2 separate regions of the Homo sapiens genome follow, and region 1 is linked to region 2. A link is a contact called in ENCODE Hi-C data. All regions are on one chromosome and are shown on one strand. Each heading gives the region's core, a stretch centred on a gene start or an enhancer-like site at or near the end of the contact. The rest is flanking DNA. Distances are from core to core; before and after follow the strand shown.

The links. Hi-C counts contacts between places; a loop is a spot of excess contacts on that map. Pooled maps may share reads with other maps.
Region 1: a map of ascending aorta shows a loop between it and region 2 (5-fold over the local background). The contact joins the promoter of MGC16275 here to the promoter of COG1 in region 2. A Hi-C loop is called at or near these places in 7 of 168 maps with a recorded cell type or tissue (B cell, CD8-positive, alpha-beta T cell, ascending aorta and 2 more), 2 of 37 single-sample maps with no recorded cell type and 16 of 50 pooled maps.

What each region holds. Positions count from the first base shown.
Region 1 is chr17:74,211,109-74,215,228 of GRCh38, forward strand. MGC16275 (a long non-coding RNA gene) reads right to left here and starts at 2,213. Exons shown (of 2, transcript NR_026914.1): 1 at 1,416-2,213; 2 at 1-574. TTYH2 (tweety family member 2) reads left to right here and starts at 2,463. Exons shown (of 14, transcript NM_032646.6): 1 at 2,463-2,608. The coding sequence starts at 2,480. RefSeq lists a silencer at 2,340-2,499.
Region 2 is chr17:73,191,586-73,195,812 of GRCh38, forward strand. It overlaps COG1 (component of oligomeric golgi complex 1), which reads left to right and starts at 1,470. Exons shown (of 14, transcript NM_018714.3): 1 at 1,470-1,799. The coding sequence starts at 1,485. RefSeq lists enhancers at 697-1,456, 742-791, 1,422-1,701 and a silencer at 1,752-1,961.

The DNA.
Region 1 (4,120 bases), core at 963-3,462, 1.0 Mb after region 2:
TAGGCAGTTCACTGTGGTGGCCAGGGCTGACTGGAGATTGCGATTGCGGTGGTCTGGGGCATAGGTGTGTTTCCAAGCTCTCAGGTGGGCCTCTGCTTTGCTGGGGCTTCAGCAAGCCCTTAAGTGCTGCATACCAGGTGAATGGGGAGGGGGGAGGTGATGGGCTACAGCTGCTGGTGTGCCGACTGTCCTCCAACTCCCTGCTGAGTCTGTGGGAGGTCTGTCTGTTGTGCTTCAGCTTTTTGACACCTCTCTGGGTCAGCAGGCCTCCGGGGAAGCAGCTAGAATGGTCGCTGTCTGGCTGGGTGCAGGTGGGCTGACAGGTTTGGATATTCCAGGCCGCATTCCGGTGGCTGTGGAGATAGCCCTGAGGGACAGCCTTTGCAGTTTGTTTCTTCCAGTGCCGTGTGCAGGCCTCCAGCCTTCTGGGGCTCCCTTGCCCCGGGTTCAAAGTCAGTCCTCGGTGACCACCCACTGCCTAGGAGGCAGGCCCTTCCCACCTGGGGGGCCTCTGAGGGCAGGGGCTGTAAAAGCAGCTACCAGAAGAGTCCACTTTCCCCAGCAACTGCAGGGACTGAGTCAGAGACCAAGACCTTTTAAAAGGAGGTTTTCACCCAAAGAAGTTCCCTCCCCTGCCGCAGTCTCCAAGCTGATCGCCTGGCTCCTGCAGTTCTCCGGCTCCCTGTCCTGTTCTGGAACTTGCTTGCTTCCCCTTCCACTGGCCTTAGTCCCTGATCTCACAGGGTCCTGTTCCTTCTGCACAGAGGCCTCCCCCAGCACCCCCCTCTTTGACTCCCGATCATCCTTCAGCTCATGTCACTGTCCTTTGGGAAACAACCCTGACGCCCACCTTCCATCCCCTCTCCCTACAGCAGGGACTCTGACATTTCACAAGGCCTGCAATCGCTGTTTGCAGGATACAAGTCCACCTCACCTCGCCTACTAGGCTGTAGACGCCATGCAGGCGGGAACGTGTGTTTTATCCATTACTGTATCCTCTAGAACAGAGAACGTGCTCAAGAAAATTTGTTGAAAGACACCCCAATGAGAGAAGAATGGCTGTTTCCAGCCTTCCGGGCCCCTCAGCTTTGGGCTCCTGCAGGGCCCCAGAACCGTGGGATCACGGCCACGAGGAGAGGCCCCGAGGCCAGGACTTCCTCTAATGGACACAGGGCCTTTGAGCACCGGGTGACTGGGGCCCCACTCCCCAGCAGCCATATGTGTTTGCGAGCGTTTTCAGTCGGTCCGCATCCACCCGGTCCCTTCAGCCAGAACCCTAGGAGCCCCGCCCCGTCCTCCCGGGGCTCCTTTCTCACCCGCGTCCCTGCCGCGGTGGATACGCACCCCTCAGGCTGGCTGCCCAGCGCGGTTTCCACGCCCAATCTGCCGCGACCCCATCACTCCACCGCACCTACCCCTGACTCCTGCTTGTCCTGCAGCCTGGGCTCCTCCCTCCGCTGGCCAAGTCACGCCAAGCAGTTTGCGGTTACAGGACGGGTGGGGGCCTCTGCATATGTGCAGAGTACGGAGGGCCCAGGGACGCGAGGCTCCCCGATGGGCAACCTCCCCTGCCTTTGCTTTTCCCCAGAGCCCCCTCCTGGCCTGCGTTCGGCATCTTCTCGGGTCGTCATCGCCCTCTGCGGTGCCTGCGCTCGGGGTGAGGGTTTTTGTCGGCTTTTGTTACATCACCGATGTAACAGTGCCTGGACGTAGTAGGTGCTCAATAAATATGTTGTTGAATGCGCTTCAGTCTCCCCGAATGCTTGTCCCTTCCGGGCGCTCTCATCGCTCTCCTACCTTCCCCGCTACACAGCTCGAAGGTCCCCTCCTCCGGGAAGCTCACCCTGTCCCACTTGCCAGGAAGAATCAAGCAAATTTTCTGAGTGAGACACCTTGTCCTCACTCAGGCGTCCTGCAGGCGGCTTCAGCGAGTTGTTGGGGCAGATGCGCCGGGAGCTCCCGAGGGCAGGGACGGCGTCTTATTTCTCTTTTTAAGTCCACAGGGCTTGCACAATAGATGCCCAAAAAATGAGAGTGAATTTAGAATGAGTGACCGAGTGGCTGAAGATTGCCTCCTTCCTTTCCCAGTCTGTCGGTTACTTACCCTGTGACAAGCCCTTGGGACGGGCAGTCGCCCCTCTCTGGCCTATGACTGCTGGCTGCCCCCACTGACACCTTATACCCTTGATCTGATCATAAATAAGAAGCAGCCCGGGGACCTCGAGACTGAAACTGATTTAGAGACTTCTGGGAGCTTTTTTCACTTCCCTCCTCCCATCCGGCCAGGACAGATCCCCGCCCAGAAAGGGGCTGTTGACTGCAGCGGGCTGCGCGCCCAGAACTGGGACTGGGATCGCGGCGGGGCGGGGCGGGCGCGGGCCCAGGGAGAGGCGGGGCCGGGGGCGGGGCGGGCACGGGGCCCCGGCCGGGAGGTGAGCGCAGCTGTCGTTCAGCTTGTGGGTAGCACTCGGGCCGAGCCATGCAGGCGGCGCGCGTGGACTACATCGCTCCCTGGTGGGTCGTGTGGCTGCACAGCGTCCCGCACGTCGGCCTGCGCCTGCAGCCCGTGAACAGCACCTTCAGCCCCGGCGACGAGAGTTACCAGGAGGTAAGTTTACGCCGCCCCAGACCGCAGCCACGCGCGCCCCAAGTCCCCGCACTACCCCCTCTCCCCTCGAGAGCCTGCACTTTCCCACGTGCCTCTCAGACCCCTTCTCTCCCCGCGCAGCCCTTTCCCGTCTCCCCTCTCCCCTTTTCCCCCACCCTCCCAGGCCCGTGGCCCGCGTCCCCTCCTGTCTGGGAACCTGGGGGCCGGGAAAACTGAAGAGATCAGAGTGAAGCGAGCGTGGGGAAGGGGAGGAAGGGCGCAAGACCGCCTGCGGGGTGAGGGGCTGAACGCTGAGCGGGCAGGGCGGCGCGGGGGAGGGGTAAGGACAGGGGCATTCGTCTCGGGGTAATCCTGGCGCGCGAGGTGCGGGGATGCTGAGGGGTGCCCCGAAGTTTTCGACCGTCTGAGATTCCAAGATGGGGCGCTCTCTTTCCGGGGCTGAGTGGCCTAGGAAAGTTTGGCAGAAACTGAGTAGAGTCTCCCGAGTCGGTCTTCGCAGCACCCCTCCTCCCCAGCCCCGGCCTGCAGGGTGGGAGTCTCAGCTGGAAGGCTGCAGGGCTTGGGGAAGCGGTGTGGGTCACTTCCCCTCTAGCGCAGAGAACCCACAGCTGCTTGCGCTTGTTCCAGGGAAGGAAGGTGGCCTCCGTCAGCCCATCTCACACTGTTGTCCTGAGGACCCCCTTGCATTGACAGTCAGCTTCTCTGTGTCCCCTGGTCCTAGACTGGCCCATTCCTGTTCCCCCACGCCCCTCTCTCTACCTCACACCTTTAAGCCCTGAATTTCTGGCCTAGGGCAGTCACTCCCGGCTTCCCCGCCCTTTCCCTACTCTGCTGACCCTTGGCAGGATTCTGCACCCCACAAACAGGGCCAGGGCTCCCCAGACCTCCCTGCCCAGACAAACAAAGCTGCAGAATCTCCCAGCCCGTCTCAGGTCTGGTCACGCCTGCTCTGGCCCCGGGAGCCCACCTGTATCAGTTCCTTGTGTTGGGTCAAAGATTCTGGGGCCAGTGGACCAGGATGAGGTCCATTTATTCAGAGCCAGGCGCCCATCTCAGGACTTTGGCCCCCGGCGGCCTCTCCCTGTGTCAAGTTCTCCAGATATGGGACAGATCAGGGCAAAGCAGGGCCTCTTGGAGGGAATCCTGATCCAGTGTGAGGTGCCCAAGCGCCAGTGACAGGGAGTCTAATAATAACCCCTGACGACCCGGCTGCCATCAGGCCCAGGCAGATGGTGCCTGCCCTACCAGAGGGAGGGGAGCATCAGGACCCCTTCCTGGGGTTCAGTGGGCACTCAGGAGCAAGACGGCAGTCGGTGGACCCACCCCCCTCCCCCAGAGCCCAGCCTGTGGGAGTCTGTGTTCCCTGAGAATGTGGCTGCCTGGGGATAGCTCCAGGGAATCTTCCTCTCCCAGAGAATGCATGAAAAGAGGCGGATATGATTTCAGAAACAGCCGTGTGTGTGTGTGTGTGTGTGTGTGTGTGTGTGTCCCCATCCCAAACCCTGTGCCCCA
Region 2 (4,227 bases), core at 220-2,719:
ATACCAGTAAGTGTCCCTTGCAGAATGGGATTAGAGACTGCAAACTGCAGGCCTGCCAACAGAGGGTGCTCTGTGGGAAATTATGTGAAAACGTAGAAAAGAGCGCGAGCCAGTAATTTAAAAATCGACGTCCAAATACTCACTGGGTCACCTATCAGCTATGTAATTTGGGCAGGTAAATAAGCTTTTGTTTCTTTTTTTTTTTTCCTCATAAATGGACTAGGAATATTACTCCTACCTACCTGGCATGGCCGATGTGCGAGAAAATGAGATAATCTCGTGGACAGGCTCTGAAAACTGCACTTTTACTGAGTAAAAAACCCTTTGCCTCTCCGGGCCCCCGTTTCCCCATCTGTAAAATGAGTCTGTAAAGTGAGAATGATACTCCCTACGCCGCAAGGCTCTTGCGGGTTAAACTGGAATATTATAAATGCACCATTTATTTGCAGATTGAAATTCTGTGCGTCCGGAGGTGGCGGGTGGGAGAGGGAATGAGCAGGGATGCAGGGTAGGCCCTGAGTTGCTGGGGGCTCAGCATGGCCGCTGCGCACATTGCATCATTTTGTCGACACTGGTGTGGGTGAAATCTTCCAAAAGAAATTAAAACAGAAAAAAAAAAAAAGAAGGGTCTGGGACTTAGCAGAAACAAGCCACAATCTCCAGATTCTACTATTCCTGGGCCACGTGAGGAGCGCCCACCCGTCTGGCGCTGCGTTCCCCGGGGCGTCCCAGCCTCTCCCGCCCAGCCCGCCGCCCTCCTCCCCCATGGCCACCAAGGTCAGGCTCTCGCAGGGAAAACGTCTTCAGGGGCTAAACATCGGTTTTAAACGAAATGGAAAACCTCCAACACGAATCAACAGCAGAGGAAAAGCAGACGCCAAACAAGCGCTCAGAACCCCTTCAGGGGCGGCGTGGTAGCTCTTCCCGGGGAACAGCGAGGGGCGCGGATGTCCCTCTTCCTAAAACTGCACGCGGGGTGCGATCCGAGACCCAGCGGCGGCGAGCGCGCCCGAGTCTGCTCGCGGGCGCCAGGCGCGCGGAGAGCGGCGGCTGCGCCTGCGCCAACGCCGTCAGTCCGCGGGGCCCGATCCCGACACCTAACTCCACAGAGAAGCTCTGCTCCTAAGGGAAAGGGAAGACTTCAGCCACAGTTTCGCAGCCAACCTGGCGACCTCACCTCTCTGGCGACCTCACTTCCCAGCCGGCTCCGTTTAAGAAAACCCCGCGCAGGACCGCGCCCGCCCCCGCGCCCGCGCCCGCCCCCGCCCCCTCGCGCCCGCCCCCTCGCGCCCGCCCCCTCGCGCCCGCCCCCTCGCGCCCGCCCCCTCGCGCCCGCCCCCTCGCGCCCGCCCCCTCGCGCCCGCCCCCTCGGGTAACAAACATGGCCCCCGGCGGGGCGGAAGCGCTTCCGCCCCCAACGAAGATGGCGGAGGGGGCGGGACTAAAAGGGCGTAGGTAGATCGCCGGGGGCTGACGAGTGCACCATGGCCACCGCGGCAACCTCACCCGCGCTGAAGCGGCTGGATCTGCGCGACCCTGCGGCTCTTTTCGAGACGCATGGAGCGGAGGAGATCCGCGGGCTGGAGCGCCAGGTTCGGGCCGAGATCGAGCACAAGAAGGAGGAGCTGCGGCAGATGGTGGGCGAACGGTACCGCGACCTGATCGAGGCGGCCGACACCATCGGCCAGATGCGCCGCTGCGCCGTGGGGCTAGTGGACGCCGTGAAGGCCACCGACCAGTACTGCGCCCGCCTCCGCCAGGCCGGCTCGGCCGCGCCCCGGCCACCGCGGGCCCAGCAGGTCAGTCCCCGTGCCCCCACCCTGCGACCCGCAGGCGGGTCCCGGAGCCCCTGGCCTTGCAGGTCAACCCCGCCCCCCTCTGTCAGTCCCAGACCCCGCGAGTCCTCACCTTCCTTAGCCAGGAGCCTATCCGCCCCTCACCCTTTGGGCCCCCCTCAGAGGACAGTGCCAGCCTTCCTTGCACATATGCGGCTGCTGATCCGTTCTGGAAATGCCATTCAACAGTTTCTTCAGGCGCTTTCCCCCGACTTCCGGGCCTTGATTCCTACACCTCACTGGGCTCCTTTCAATTTTAGCGGAAAACGCCAGGAGTTTCTGTCTTGACAGTTCAACGCTCACCTATATAACATGTCCTGACATTGTTTTTCCTCAGGTTTCTCCCCTATGTTGACACCTGCACTCCAAGTCATTTCTTCCTCATCCCAACCTTCCCCTTATCTCCCCAAGAATAACTTCCACAACCCCAAATAGCTGTTCTACCCTTTGGGAGTTGTTGAGGGTACCAGCTATCAAGCCCTTAACTTTATGTATGTATGTGACAGGGTCTCCCAAAGTGCTGGGATTACAGTCATGAGCCACCACAGCCGGCCAAGCCCTTACCTTTTAATAGCTGAACATTTTCATTTTCAGAACTAAGGCTTTTTTCATTCAGGTTCTCCTTATCCCGTGTTCTTCCCCCCAAACGCTATTGATTAGACACAATGAGGAAGGATGGGAGGTAAACAAACACATCCTCATATTGGAGCTGCAGCTTGCGTTCCTAAAGAATTTTTATTGGCCGGGTGCGGTGGCTCACGCCTGTAATCCCAGCACTTTGGGAGGCCGAGGCGGGTGGATCACGAGGTCAGGAGATCCAGACCATCCTGGCTAACACGGTGAAACCCCGTCTCTACTAAAAATACACAAAATTAGCCAGGCGTGGTGGCCGGCGCCTGTAGTCCCAGCTACCTGGGAGGCTGAGGCAGGAGAATGGCATGAACCCGGGAGGCGGAGCTTGCAGTGAGCCGAGATCGCGCCACTGCACTCCAGCCTGGGCCACAGAGCGAGACTCTGTCTCAAAAAAAAAAAAAAAAAGAATTTTTATTTCTTTATTTTTTGAGACAGGATCTCGCTCTGTCACCCAGGCTGGAGTGCAGTGGCGCGATCTCGGCTCACTGCAACCTCCGCCTCCCGGGTTCAAGCGATTCTCCTGCCTCAGCCACCCGCGTAGCTGGGATTACAGGCACCTGCCACCATGTCCGACTAATTTTTGTACTTTCAGTAGAGACGGGGTTTCACCATATTGGCCCGGCTGGTCTCCAACCCCTGACCTCATGTGATCTGCCTGCCTTGGCCTCCCAAAGTGATGGGATTACAGGCGCGAGAGCCACCGCGCACGGCCCCTTAAAGAATATAGACCTAGCAATGAACGAAGTGAAAGGGCATGAAGGGTGAAAAAGGTAAACAGTTAGTTGTTTTTAACAGCCTGGGAGAACTTACTGGGACATAGAAGAAAAAATTGAAAAGTACAGTCTAACTCCAATTTGGAACTTGTTCATGCTATCTGAGCTTTACAGAAATCCTGGTCAGTAGACTGGACTGACACAATAAAACTATAGGAAGTTGCAAATAAGTTTGCATATTTTTGAAATGAGTGACCTCATCCCTCCCAAAGCTAACATTTAGTACACGTGTCCCCTTAGGTGGCCAGCCTTTGCTGTAACTGAGTCATGCTTCAGGGTTTATTAAAACGCTAACTTGAATTATGCCTGATTTTAGAAACGTATTGATTTTCATAGTTGTTATATCTGGTTTATTCTCGGTTAACCCTACAAAAATTTGAGTGTCTTCTTCGTTCACATTACAAAGAAACAGAAGTCCCCCAATTCCTGCTCTGAAGGAGCTTACAACCTGGTCGAGGAAATAAATCCATGGAAACTTGACGAGAAAAAAATGTAAAAAAATTTAGAATAACAGGTCAGGCGCTGTGGCTCATGCCAGCACTTTGGGAGGCCAAGGCAGGTGGATTGCTTGATCACAGGAGTTTGAAACCAACCTGGGCAACACGGTGAAACACCATCTCTACAAAAAATACCAAAAAGTGAGCGGGCATGGTGGCACATGCCTGTGGTCCCAGCTACTTGGAAGGCTGAAGTGGGAAGATCTCTTGAGCCCAAGAGGTCAAGGCTGCAGTGAGCCATGATCGCACCACTGCACCCCAGCCTGGGCAACAAAGTGAGATGCTGTCCCAAAAAAAAAAAAAAAAAAGGCTGGGCGCGGTGGCTCAGGCCTGTTATCCCAGCACTTTGGGAGGCTGAGGCGGTGGATCACTTGAGGTCAGGAGTTTGAGACCAGCCTGGCCAACATGGTAAAACCCTGTCTCTACTGAAAATACAAAAATTAGCCAGGCGTGGCGACACGCACCTGCGATCCCAGCTACTCAGGAGGC